Regions from separate parts of the Mus musculus genome. Here all the other regions are linked to region 1. A link is a contact called in ENCODE Hi-C or POLR2A ChIA-PET data. All regions are on one chromosome and are shown on one strand. Each heading gives the region's core, a stretch centred on a gene start or an enhancer-like site at or near the end of the contact. The rest is flanking DNA. Distances are from core to core; before and after follow the strand shown.

The links. Hi-C counts contacts between places; a loop is a spot of excess contacts on that map. ChIA-PET counts read pairs that join two places held with the same protein, here RNA polymerase II (POLR2A).
Region 2: a map of Patski shows a loop between it and region 1 (2.2-fold over the local background). The contact joins the promoter of Srsf9 here to the promoter of Pop5 in region 1. A Hi-C loop is called at or near these places in 2 of 37 maps with a recorded cell type or tissue (Patski and regulatory T cell). POLR2A ChIA-PET finds 5 or more read pairs at or near these places in 2 of 5 experiments (Patski and embryonic stem cell).
Region 3: POLR2A ChIA-PET joins it to region 1 with 10 read pairs in Patski. The contact joins the promoter of Dynll1 here to the promoter of Pop5 in region 1. A Hi-C loop is called at or near these places in 1 of 37 maps with a recorded cell type or tissue (heart). POLR2A ChIA-PET finds 5 or more read pairs at or near these places in 3 of 5 experiments (Patski and embryonic stem cell).

What each region holds. Positions count from the first base shown.
Region 1 is chr5:115,234,297-115,238,010 of GRCm38, reverse strand. Pop5 (processing of precursor 5, ribonuclease P/MRP family (S. cerevisiae)) reads right to left here and starts at 2,160. Exons shown (of 6, transcript NM_026398.4): 1 at 2,127-2,160; 2 at 1-187.
Region 2 is chr5:115,325,619-115,329,332 of GRCm38, reverse strand. Srsf9 (serine and arginine-rich splicing factor 9) reads right to left here and starts at 2,156. Exons shown (of 4, transcript NM_025573.3): 1 at 1,834-2,156. The coding sequence starts at 2,024.
Region 3 is chr5:115,298,941-115,302,654 of GRCm38, reverse strand. It overlaps Dynll1 (dynein light chain LC8-type 1), which reads left to right and starts at 1,665. Exons shown (of 3, transcript NM_019682.4): 1 at 1,665-1,823; 2 at 2,005-2,142. The coding sequence starts at 2,011. It overlaps Gm13830 (predicted gene 13830), which reads right to left and starts at 1,535. Exons shown (of 2, transcript NR_131932.1): 1 at 1,422-1,535.

The sequences.
Region 1 (3,714 bases), core at 911-3,410:
TCGGACAGGCAGCGTGCCCTGTCAATCTCCACGCTCCGCCTCCCGCGGCGGGCGTAAGAGCGCATGCGTTCGCCTCCGGCCGGCGCTGGGGATTTTCCACACAAGTTCTGTGCGCTCAGAGTCCCCCAAGTGAACGTTTAAGGTCAGCCCTGCACTTAAAGTCCGAGAGTGTCGCACGATCTGGGACCTAAAAGTCAGAGCACAGGTTTTCCCATACAGCCAAATACGCGAATTCTTTGAGGGGATTTCGACAGTTTTGTGGAGGGGAGTTCTTTTCAAGTGGTTTCCAAAAACAATATAGTATCCTCCCTCCCTCTCTTCCTGGTTTCTTTTTTTCCTCAAGCTAACCCCAGACTGACTGTGTAGCCAAGACGACCCCGAACTTCTGATCCCCTGCCTTTTCCTACGAAGCGCTGGCATTACCAACGCGTCCCACCACACCCAGCCCTCTGTTTTCTGTTAAGAATAGAGGATTATGTTTTAAAATGAAGAACAGAGGGTTAAGGTTTTTAATGCGTTTTTCTAGCCCATTCCCTTGAATACCTTTGTGTGATTAATAAATGATAAATTATTATTGTTGTTGTTGGGTTTTTGATACAGCGTTTCTTTCTGTAGCCCGGGCTGTCCTGGAACTCACTCTGTAGACCAGGCTGGCCTTGAACTCAGAAATCCGCCTGCTTCTGCCTCCCGAGTGCTGGGATTAAAGGCCTGCGCCACCACTGCCCAGCATTTAAAAAACAAACAAACAAAAAAAAAAAAAAAAAAAAAAAACAGGGTCCCACTCTATCTACCTAAGGCTAGCTTGGAGCCCAAAGCAATCCTGCCTCAGCCTCCTAAGGACTAGGACTACAGGGGTGTGCTACACTTCATTTATCTTGCATGTTAAGTGCATATTCTTTTTTAAAATTTATTATTATATCTAAGTACACTATAGCTTTCTTCAGACACACCAGAAGAGAACATCAGATCTCATTACAGATGGTTGTGAGCCACCACGTGGGATTTGAACCCAGGACCTTCAGAAGAGCCTTCACTCCAGCCCCTAAGTCCATATTTTTTTAAAGATTTATTTATTATTATATGTAAGTGTAGCTGTCTTCAGACAATCCAGAAGATGGAGTCAGATCTCATTACGGATGGTTGTGAGCCACCATGTGGTTGCTGGGATTTGAACTCCGGACCTTCAGAAGAGCAGTCAGGTGCTCCTACCTACTGAGCCATCTCACCAGCCCTAAGTGCATATTCTTAATGGTGTGACTCAGTGAGGTGGATTTGTGTGACTGCCACCCTATTAAGATGTAGATAAGGTTCAGTGCTCCCCAAATTCCCAGGCCCTTGCCAAAACCTTTAGTGGGAAGGAGCCATCATCCCCATTTCTGGAGAGATAGGTTTTGCCAGGCCTTGGCCTGGACATATATGTTTTAAGCATGCAACATGCCTGTAAGTCCGCTGCTTGACTCTATTTTCCTGTCGCCGGTGCTGCTACAGACATTCCTCACGTGCTCGGTATTGCATGTTTTAAGTGCACCACTAAGTCGGTCAGCATTGCCTTAATACACATTGTCTACAGATTTTCTTGTTATCCTGGGTTTCTTGGTGCCTGGCTTTGTAGCAGGGTCATTTTTGAAAATTAGATTTATTTATTTGTTGTAGAAATGTGGAGGTGCGTATTTGCCACGGCCGGAGGTGGCGATCAGAGGACGACTTTGGGAAGTTGGTTCTCAGGACCTCCGTTATGTGTACAGCTGTCATGGCCTCGCCTGGCCAGGTGTGGTAACGTAAAGCAAGACTTATATTTCACAGCTGACTATTTACAAGATCCGAAATCAGTTTTCAGTCTTCTCTTAGCCACAGCTTTAGGGGACCACAGATGTCCCTTCGCAGACTGCCATTCACTATTGCAATCAAGAGGCAATCATCGTCCACAGCCAGCGGCCGGTAGGGGGTGCCAGAGGCCCACTGTGTAGCTCGCCACACTCCCCACTCTCTAAAAATAGCACCAGTGCCTTTATCCTAACCCTGAGACCATTTTATAGATGCGGTCCGGGCCCAGGCCCAGAATTTAACCTTGAAAGCATTGGTCTCCAAACTCCCTGCTCGGATCCACTCCGATGCTCACTGCCCACCTGCTGTAACGTAGCCACAGGCGTGGGTTCGGATCCCCGGTCTTCGTCCTCCGGCCCGGTGCTGTCAGGGACCACACCGCGTCTCCAAAGCAGAGCTTCCCCTTCTAGTTCCGATTATTAAGAATTATTAGGATGGAGGTGTAGGTGGGATTGCACCGGCACGGGAGGGCGGGTGCCTAATAAACAAACAACGGCGAGCGGCTGTCACCCAGAGGAAGCACCCTGATCCGGGCCAGCCGGGAAGTGCGGGCCAGACGCCTCCCGGTGGGCCGGCGGCGGCGACGTGTCGTCGCAGCCTCTCCCGGTGGTAATTAGCCCCCGCCCTCGGCTCCGCCAGCCGCTAATTACACGTCTCCTAATGAGGCCGGCGGCTGTTTGCAATCACCCGGGTCCCCGCCGCGCGGGGGCGGGAGTCGTGGGCCGGCGTCAGGCGGAGGAAGGGGCTGAGGCTTAGAGAGGCGGACCTACGCAGGCATGACTCACGCGGGGATGGAGCCTAATCCCCGCTGAGCCCAAACCTGTGCGTCGTCGAGCCCATTCATCACCCACCGCCCTCATCCTGTATCCTGGGGTGGTTTCGCTTACTATTTATTACCGTGGTTATGGAAAGACTGGGCCTAGCCCAGGTCAGATGGTCAGGTGTGCGTGGGCCGGATCAGGGTGAGTGGGCGTTTGGGGGTCCCCCCCCACACTTTGGGTTTGTCGGCCCCCACTGCTACGTTGCTGGCCCAAAAGGTTAGCTCCGGCTACGCCTTCCAAAAACCTACTTTGAAACAACTAACGAAACCGTTATCAGACTAAAAGTTTAGATAACTGTCTAAGAAGAGGTTGGGATAGTTGCTAAAATGATCAATCAGGGGTCAGGTGAGACGATGGGGAAGGGAGCTTGCGGTCAAGCCCTGATCAAGATCTGAGTTGGATCTCAGGGACTGGCATAGGAAGCCCTAGAAAGGTGTTCTCCGACCTCCGTATGTGTACACGTGCCTCCTCCTAAATAAATTTAATTACATGGGAGCGGCAGGAGGCAGGAGGTGTGTGTGGCATTATGTAGATCCTGTTATCCTTAAAACTCATGGAAGGTCCACCCATCTCTGCCTCCTGGGGGGCTGGGATGAAAGGCATGAACTACTAGGCCCAGTTTTAGGGTGCTTTTATTTTGAGGTCCTGGGGAATATGTTGTGGGTGCTTAGGCAAGGGTTCTGCTGCCAAGATACACCCCCAGCCCTGATGCTTTCTCAGGCACATTGGCATCGCGGGAGTCTCTTTTAAAGAGTCTAGATGCTGCAGCCACACAGGATGCTGGCCCAGGACACTTGAACCTGCGTGGCTGTTTTCCCAGCAGCCACTGTGTGCCTTGTGTGCCTCTAAGTCTATCCTTAAGCAGCCACTACCCTGTGCGCCTCTAAGTCTATCCTTAAGCCTAGTTACTTGTTTCTTTTTCCCTTTGGATTGTTTGTTTGTTTTTATTTTTTTAAGTCATTAAAATAATTTGTATAGTTAAATGCCTCTTAAATATACATGATGTCTTGTTTTTAAAAAATTTTTTAAATCTTTGCTTCCTTCTCGCTCCGGCTCAAAGATTTATTTA
Region 2 (3,714 bases), core at 907-3,406, 91 kb before region 1:
GGACAGTTCCCAACCATCAGTAACTCCAGTCCCAGGGGAGCCAACCACCTCTTCTGACTTCCTTGGGCAACAGGCATGCACATGGAGCAAATATAGCCAGGTAACACACACACATAAGTCATCTTAATAAATAATACATAAATTAAAAAAAAGAAAAAAAAAGATAAGAGGTCTAGGTTCTGTGACTCACGTCTTTAACACCAGCTACAGGAGCCAGAGGCAAGCGGATCTCTGTGAGTTCAAGTTCAGGCCAGTCAGAGCTATAGTATAAGACCCTGTCTAAAACACACACACACACACACAAAAGGCATCAAGGAACACGACCATGGCACCTTGATTGCTGGAGTGAATTACAATGGACTGGAAGGGTCAGGCGTATTAGGGATTAAAAGCAGAATTTGTAGGTAAAGGATCTAAGTTACCTCTTGAAGCTTTTATAACTCTAATTGAGAAATTATAGTTAATTTATAACTGCCTATCCAACAGTTATCAAATCTTAAGTGCTTTCTTTGAAACTTCCCAAATAGAGCAGAATATAGGTCTTTTGTCACACCACACAGTAGTTACGGGGTGCAAATCCTACCTAGATCCTCTCCAAACACCTACCAATTGTTATCCCTTTACTAACCTCTTGCATTAAACAATCCGCATTTTGTGTGAAATACGGTCAGCATCCTCTGCTTCATGGGCTATTGAAAAACGCTAACTACACGAGGCGTGGCACTTGACACAGAACTTGACTATTAAAGACACAATGGCACTGTTCATTAGGGCCATAATTTTTCTCACGTTCATTTGTATTTAAAAAAAAAAAAAAAAGCTTCAGTCTATTTTTTGAGGCAAACTGCAAGACACTTAGGGGATAAGCTGGGTTAGTCTTCAACCATCGAAGTCCGGAGTACTTCTACTGTGAATCCGTAATCTCCAACCCAGGCCGGCGAGACACCGGGTCGGCAGGCAGAGATGAAGCTCTCCTCCCAACGAGGCTGAGAAGACAGGGAACAGGTCCTTACTGACCCTCCCAAGGGGACGACCGCCAACGGCGCAGAGATCTCTAAACTAAAGCATACTTTCCGGCCTCTTCCTGACCCAGGGCTCACGACATTTGCACACACACACAAAAAAAATAAAAATAATAATTAAAAAAAAAATCAAAGATCCTTCGGCGCGGGTTTTGGGGGAGCCTAGCTTTTCCACATCCCTGCTACAATTAACTTCTGGCTTCTGGCGGGGAATTAACTTCCCTCATTAGAGGGGAATGAAATCAGAGATGCTAACCCCCCACCCGTCTCTCTCTCCCGCTGTTTAATCTGATCCCCCTTTACTAGAACTAGGCTCGGTGGGGCGCCCAAGTGAGGGCTGGCTCCAGACACCCCGCTTTTCAGCCGCCCAAGGCAACCTGTGGTCCCCGCCAACGCCGTCTGTTCCCCGGTAACGGCGAGGGCCACCCCCACCCACAGACCCGAACCCGGACTCGGGAGGAGGGGGCGGGATGGGCGACTGTCGCCTTCGGCCGAGTCCTCTGCAGGGTCGGTTCGGGGGACCCGAGCCCCGCGCTTCCCTCATTTCGGGGTGCTTCCCGTTAGGGTGCTTTTCCCAAACTCGAGGGCTGGGCAGAGCGCGCTGGTTTTTACCCTCCTCGGGGGCAAGTCGGGCGGGCTGGAGCCTTCCGATTGAAGGAAGTGACACCAGGCAAAGCCGCCTCCAGCCGGGGGTGGGGGGGGGGCGCCGCGAGGGGTCAGCACGGCGGGGAGGGGGAGGGGAAGGCGCTGGGGGAGGGGAGGGGAGGCCGGGCCCGGCGGAGATGGGGCGAGCCGCCGGCGGAATCCTCACCGCGGGTCCTCGAAGCGCACGAAGGCGAAGGGCACGAGGCCGTGCCGGTTCTTGAGCTCGATCTCGCGGATGCGGCCGTACTTGTAGAACAAGTCCTCGAGGTCCTTCTCGCGCACGTCGGACGGAAGGTTGCCCACGTAGATGCGCCCGTCGCCCTCGCCGCCGCGCTCGTCCGCCCAGCCCGACGACATCCGCACCGGCCGACGCCGCGGGCCCGCCGCAGCCCACGTCCCGTCGCAGCCGCCTCCGCCGCCGACGCCGCCTCCTCAGCCCGGGGCCCCCCGCCGCAGCCTCCCCCGCGGGCTCCCGAGGCGCTCAGCCGCACTGCATTGTGGGAACGCGGCGCGGAAGCCGTGAGGAAGCGGGGGCGGGAGGGGGCGGCGGTCGGAGGATTTTTAAAGCGATCTTAAAGGGGTAGCCGCCGCCGCGAGGTGCGCTTGCGCAGAGGGCGGGGTCTCTCCCTAGAGATGCGAGCGGAAGGTTCCCGGAGGTGGGACCCGAGCGCCTCCTAAGCTGGTAGGTCACTAAGCTTGGGGCTGTCCTTCTGAGGAGAAGGACGCGGACCCCACAGAAGCCCTCAGACTGCCCAGCGCTGGGCTATCCTGGCCCTCGGTCTCAGGTCTGTAGTCGTCCCTTAGACCCGAGGTGTAAGCCTGAGATGGTCGCCAAAGCTTGGTTGTCCGAGTTTCTGGAGAATGGAGAGTGGATGCGCAAACCTTTCGTTCCAACACTCCGAACCCGGACAGAGGCAGGAGCAACTATCTCCATGAGTTCAAGGCCAGCCTGGTTTACATAGAGAAATAAAAGGTATAGTGGAGAAGAAGGTTTATTGTAGGTATGTGGGAGAGCATACTATACTCAGAGGGAGGCCATCTAGGAGAGTCCAGAAGGGGACGAGACCAGGCAGAACTGGGCCCTGTGAGGAGAGGCGGGAAGGAGAGGGGAAACAGATCCTGCAGTCAGAAGGTCAAAAGGTGTAAAAAGAGGAAGGTAGTCAAGATGTCTGGATTATATAGGGAAGAGCCTCTAGGGGAAGGGCAGCCTAGCCCCTGGCCTGGAGGGCGGGGTATGTCAGCCAAACCCTGTAACAGATAAGGACTGGAGGATGCCAGAAGCTGGAGACCAGGTCTGCTTTGGTATCTTATATAGGCACCTCAGCGGATCATCCCGGGTTTGAAACTTCACAGCTACCCTGTCTCCAAGAAAGAGAGAGAAAAGAGAATCTGTGGAGGATACGCATGTATTATTTCATATCACCACAAGCATCACTGTAGAGTTTGCCTATTTGTGCATTCTAAACTATAGAACAACCTCACCAAACAAAACAGTGAGTGGGAATGCATGCCAGTAAATCTCACTCTCCTGAGGCTAAGGTGAGAGACTTTAAAATTCTAGGCTAGCCTTGACAACAACTTACTGAGATCCTACCCTGAAAAACTATTCAAACCTAGATGCCTGGAGGGATATAAGGCAAAGATAGCAAGATGATAGAGAGCTGTAACCCTAGGCAGCTCGGTTGTTGTTTCATTTGTTCTCTGTAAGATTTTTGGATCCCAGCCTAAGGCTACACCATAAAACAATATGTCCAGGGGCTGGAGAGATGGTGCCAGTGATTAAGAGCCTTGACTGCTCTTCCAAAGGACCTGAGTTCAATACCCAGTACCTACATGGCAGCTCACAGCTGTCTGTAACTCCAGTTCCAGGAGATTGCCACCCTCACACAGACAGACATACAGGCAAAAACACCAATGAACATACAATAAATCTTTAGAAACAAAAAACCCAAAAGCCTCAAATTACATATCTTTATGTTTATCCTTGTATTCTGTGTAGTTAGAGAAAAAAAAAAAGGCAGGTGGATCTCTGTGAATTTAAGGCCAG
Region 3 (3,714 bases), core at 416-2,915, 65 kb before region 1:
GAGTACCAGGCATAGATGTGGCACAGGGACATACAACCAAACACCCACAAACTTTTTTTTTTTTTTTTTTTTTTTTTTTGGTTTTTCAAGACAGGGCTTCTCTGTGTAGCCCTGGCTGTCCTGGAACTCACTTTGTAGACCAGGCTGGCCTCGAACTCAGAAATCCGTCTGCCTCTGCCTCCCAAGTGCTGGGATTAAAGGCGTGTGCCACCACGCCCAGCTTTTTTTTTTTTTTTTTTTTTTTTTAAAGAGAGCAAGAAAAAGAAGATCCTCTCAGACACAGCTGTTGTGAGTGGTACGGTGCTGAGCAGAGGTCAAGCACCCACTCACTGCTGCTGACTCGTTTTATTTCATTTATTTTTTTGGGGGGGAGGGCAGTTTACACAGGATCTCATGTAGCCCAGGCTAGCCTTGGCGCCATCTATCCAAAGCTGGACTTGAATTTCTGATCCTTCTGTTCCTGTCTTCCAGTGTTCTGACTCCCTCCTGGAGCCTCCTGGGGATCAAATATGCAGCCTCTGGCCTCACTCATACCAAGCAAATGCTCTACTGACTGAGGGGTAGCCCAGTATTTTGTTATTTTTATTTATTTATTTATTATGTGGGTACGATTAGTCATAAATGCCAGAGGAGACACATCTTAGGATCACTTTCTTAAGATACGTCTTCCTTTGTATAAATAAATCCTCAGCCAAGAAACTTTGCCCAAATGGACATTCTATCCGAGGAAGCAGCCTCACCTGTACACACTGGGCATCCACCCACATTCCAGATCTTGAGGTCCCCACTGCCTGGCAGACAGGCTCTACCTCCTGGATACGCGATCCCTTTCCCGAATTTCTCCTTCAATCATTAGGCTATCAGTATGTATACGGTCTCCTAGGGCAGTACCAGCTACACAGGGGCTACAGTACGAAATAAGCATGTAGTGTCATGTTATAAAATTCGGAATTTAACCCGGTGTGATGGCGCATGGGGGAGGCGCCAAGAAGAAATGCGAACTTTAGATCATCCTGGGGCTACTTAGGGAGACGATGCTAAGGTAGGGTGGGGAGGACACGGGCAGAAAAAACGAAAAAGAAAGAAAACAGGGTTCAGTGGCAGAACGTAGAACTTGCCTCTCAAGCCCAGGGCCTCCTCAGACACACGCACTTACTTACAAACTTCAGGAATGTGACAGCAGAGCTTCGAACCAAGCCCTACGAGACCCTGAGTGCAACTGCATCGATGGCTCACCCTTGCTAAGCTCGAGGCCACCTGTCAAAGGCCATAAATCGTGCGGACCCCGGGTGGGTGGGGGGAGATGGTGGAAATGGGCGGCACCTGGGGCGGCAGCTCCCAGCCTTCTAGAACCTGCGATTCCAGAACACACCCTGCGCTAACCTCAGTGGGGCCCCCGAGAGGAAAATGCCCGCCCTCACCTCCTTCCAGACTGCTGGGTGGTCCGGGAGCCAGCCACTCGACCCGGGGCTCCGCCTTCAGGGTGTGTGGGCCTCCGCACGCGTGCCGCGCATCGCCCGGGCAACCGACGCTGTGCGCGGTGCATTGTGGTCTGCAACAAAACGCGGGGGAAAGATCCTGAGGGAACCATTGAATCCGCTAGCCAATCGGGAGAGGCTGGCGGTAGCGGATGGCCAATAGCGACGCGGGCCGGGGGCGGGGCCGCGGGCGCAGGGCGGGGCCTAGGGATTAGGCGGCGGCGGCTGGCGTGGGGCAGCTTAGATGCGCCACGGCTTCGGTAGCGACCGGCTGTCTTCTGCTGCTTGAGCGGCGCCCGCACCTTCCCTAGGAGCTCGCAGCAGCCGGCTGGCCTCTGCTCCACGGTGAGACCGGGCTCGGGTCCTCCCCGTCCCCCCTACCTCGGGCCTGCGGTGCGGACCTCGGGAGCTGCCCCTCGGAAGCGGGTGGGGGCGTCGTCCTCAAGGGGGGCGCCGGTCGGGAGGGCAGCGAGCGCGGCCCGCACCCGACCCCTCTCCCTCTTCCCTGCGCTTCGTCACCACACAGGTAACCATGTGCGACCGGAAGGCGGTGATCAAAAATGCAGACATGTCGGAAGAGATGCAACAGGACTCGGTGGAGTGCGCTACCCAGGCGTTGGAGAAGTACAACATCGAGAAGGATATTGCGGCCCATATCAAGAAGGTGAGGACCCGGCGCCGCGTAGTTCCTACTCCCCGATTCTGCGTCCTCTGGGCGCCTGGCAGTTTCCCTGTAGCACTCAGGGCGGCTCGGGATGGATAGTTCTAGAAAGGACGCAAGGGTTTCGCGTTCCTCTGGGGAAGACCAGACCCTCAACGCCAGAAGTTTTTTTTTTTTTTTTAAACCCCCAGCTCCTTGGGGGAAAGCGCCACCTAGCAACGGTTTCCAAGATCAGGGAGTTGCGAGCAGTTCCCCCTGCTGTAGAATTCCTGCGCCGAGGATCCATCTGGGTGTTCCGGGAGGGGGGGGGGTTGCGCCTGCCTGCGTGGGTGTTTCCAGCCGGGCTAGGAGGAGATCTTGCCAGCCTTCTAGTCGGGAGTTAGTCGACAGTTCAGGGAAAGTGGGTGGCAGTGGTGGTTTGGGGGGCTTGGGTGGAGGCTTGGTAAATGGCAGTTTTGTAGAAAGCTGGCGCAAGACTGCCAACTTCTCAAGCTATGTTTGCTGGAAGGAAACTGGAAGCCGAAGCCGTGGGAGGGTTCCAGTGGAGAACGGGAGGATGAAAGACTCACATGGAACAAAAATGAATACTTTTTTTTTTTTTTTGGTTTCTCTGTGTAGCCCTGGCTGTCCTGGAACTCACTTTGTAGACCAGGCTGGCCTCGAACTCAGAAATCCGCCTGCCTCTGCCTCCCAAGTGCTGGGACTAAAGGCGTGCGAGACCACGCCCGGCTTGAATATCTTTTTTTGACAAATGCAGCAGTATGTGCGTCTGGATTGTAAGAGAGACATTCTGCTTAATAAATGAGGTTTTCATACCGATTGCCCGATAAGATAGTAGGAGCCCTAAAGAATTTTACATCATCTCTGGCCCTGGTTCTATCCAACTAGTGAAGAAATGAACACATTGCTAGTTTTAATGTCCATGGGATGGGAGAATCAGGTAGCAGATGCTCTCTAACTTGCTAATTTTTAAGACTGGGTAGATGTGGAGGAGAGCGATTTTAAAAGATAAAGTCCTGGCATTTAACTGTCAGGTTCTGTTGCATTTTTCAGCCTGGCTTGATTTATGTGGTAATTGAGACTTTGTCCTTTGGTCTTTGGGGGGGGGGGTGGTGGTTGTCTTCCTGATTTGGGGTGCATGGCAAATACAGTGGTGGAGCCTGATGAACTGCAAATGCTGATGTCATCTACCTCCATCGAATTGCTGGAGTCAGAGGTGAGGTGCAGATGATGGGTCTTTTAACCCCCCAGCACTAGGAAGGCAGAGGCAGGCAGATCTCTTTGATTTTTGAGACCAAACCAGTTCTAGTGCGGTCAGGACTACAGAGAGACCCTGTCTTTAGAAAACAAAACAAAACAAAAAAATCAAAGTAGTCCAGAAGTGCCCTCATTGAAACAGAACTGTCCTTGAAAATGACCTTCTACCTTTGATCTTCTTAGCTCCCATTCTCAGTTTACCTCAGACTGCAAGCACGTTGCATTAGGTAGATGATTTAAAGCCAGGGAACATTCTCTTAAGAATTTGCTGGGGCTGTGGTGAGCGCTTGCCTGCATGCCCATGCCCTGGATTCAGTC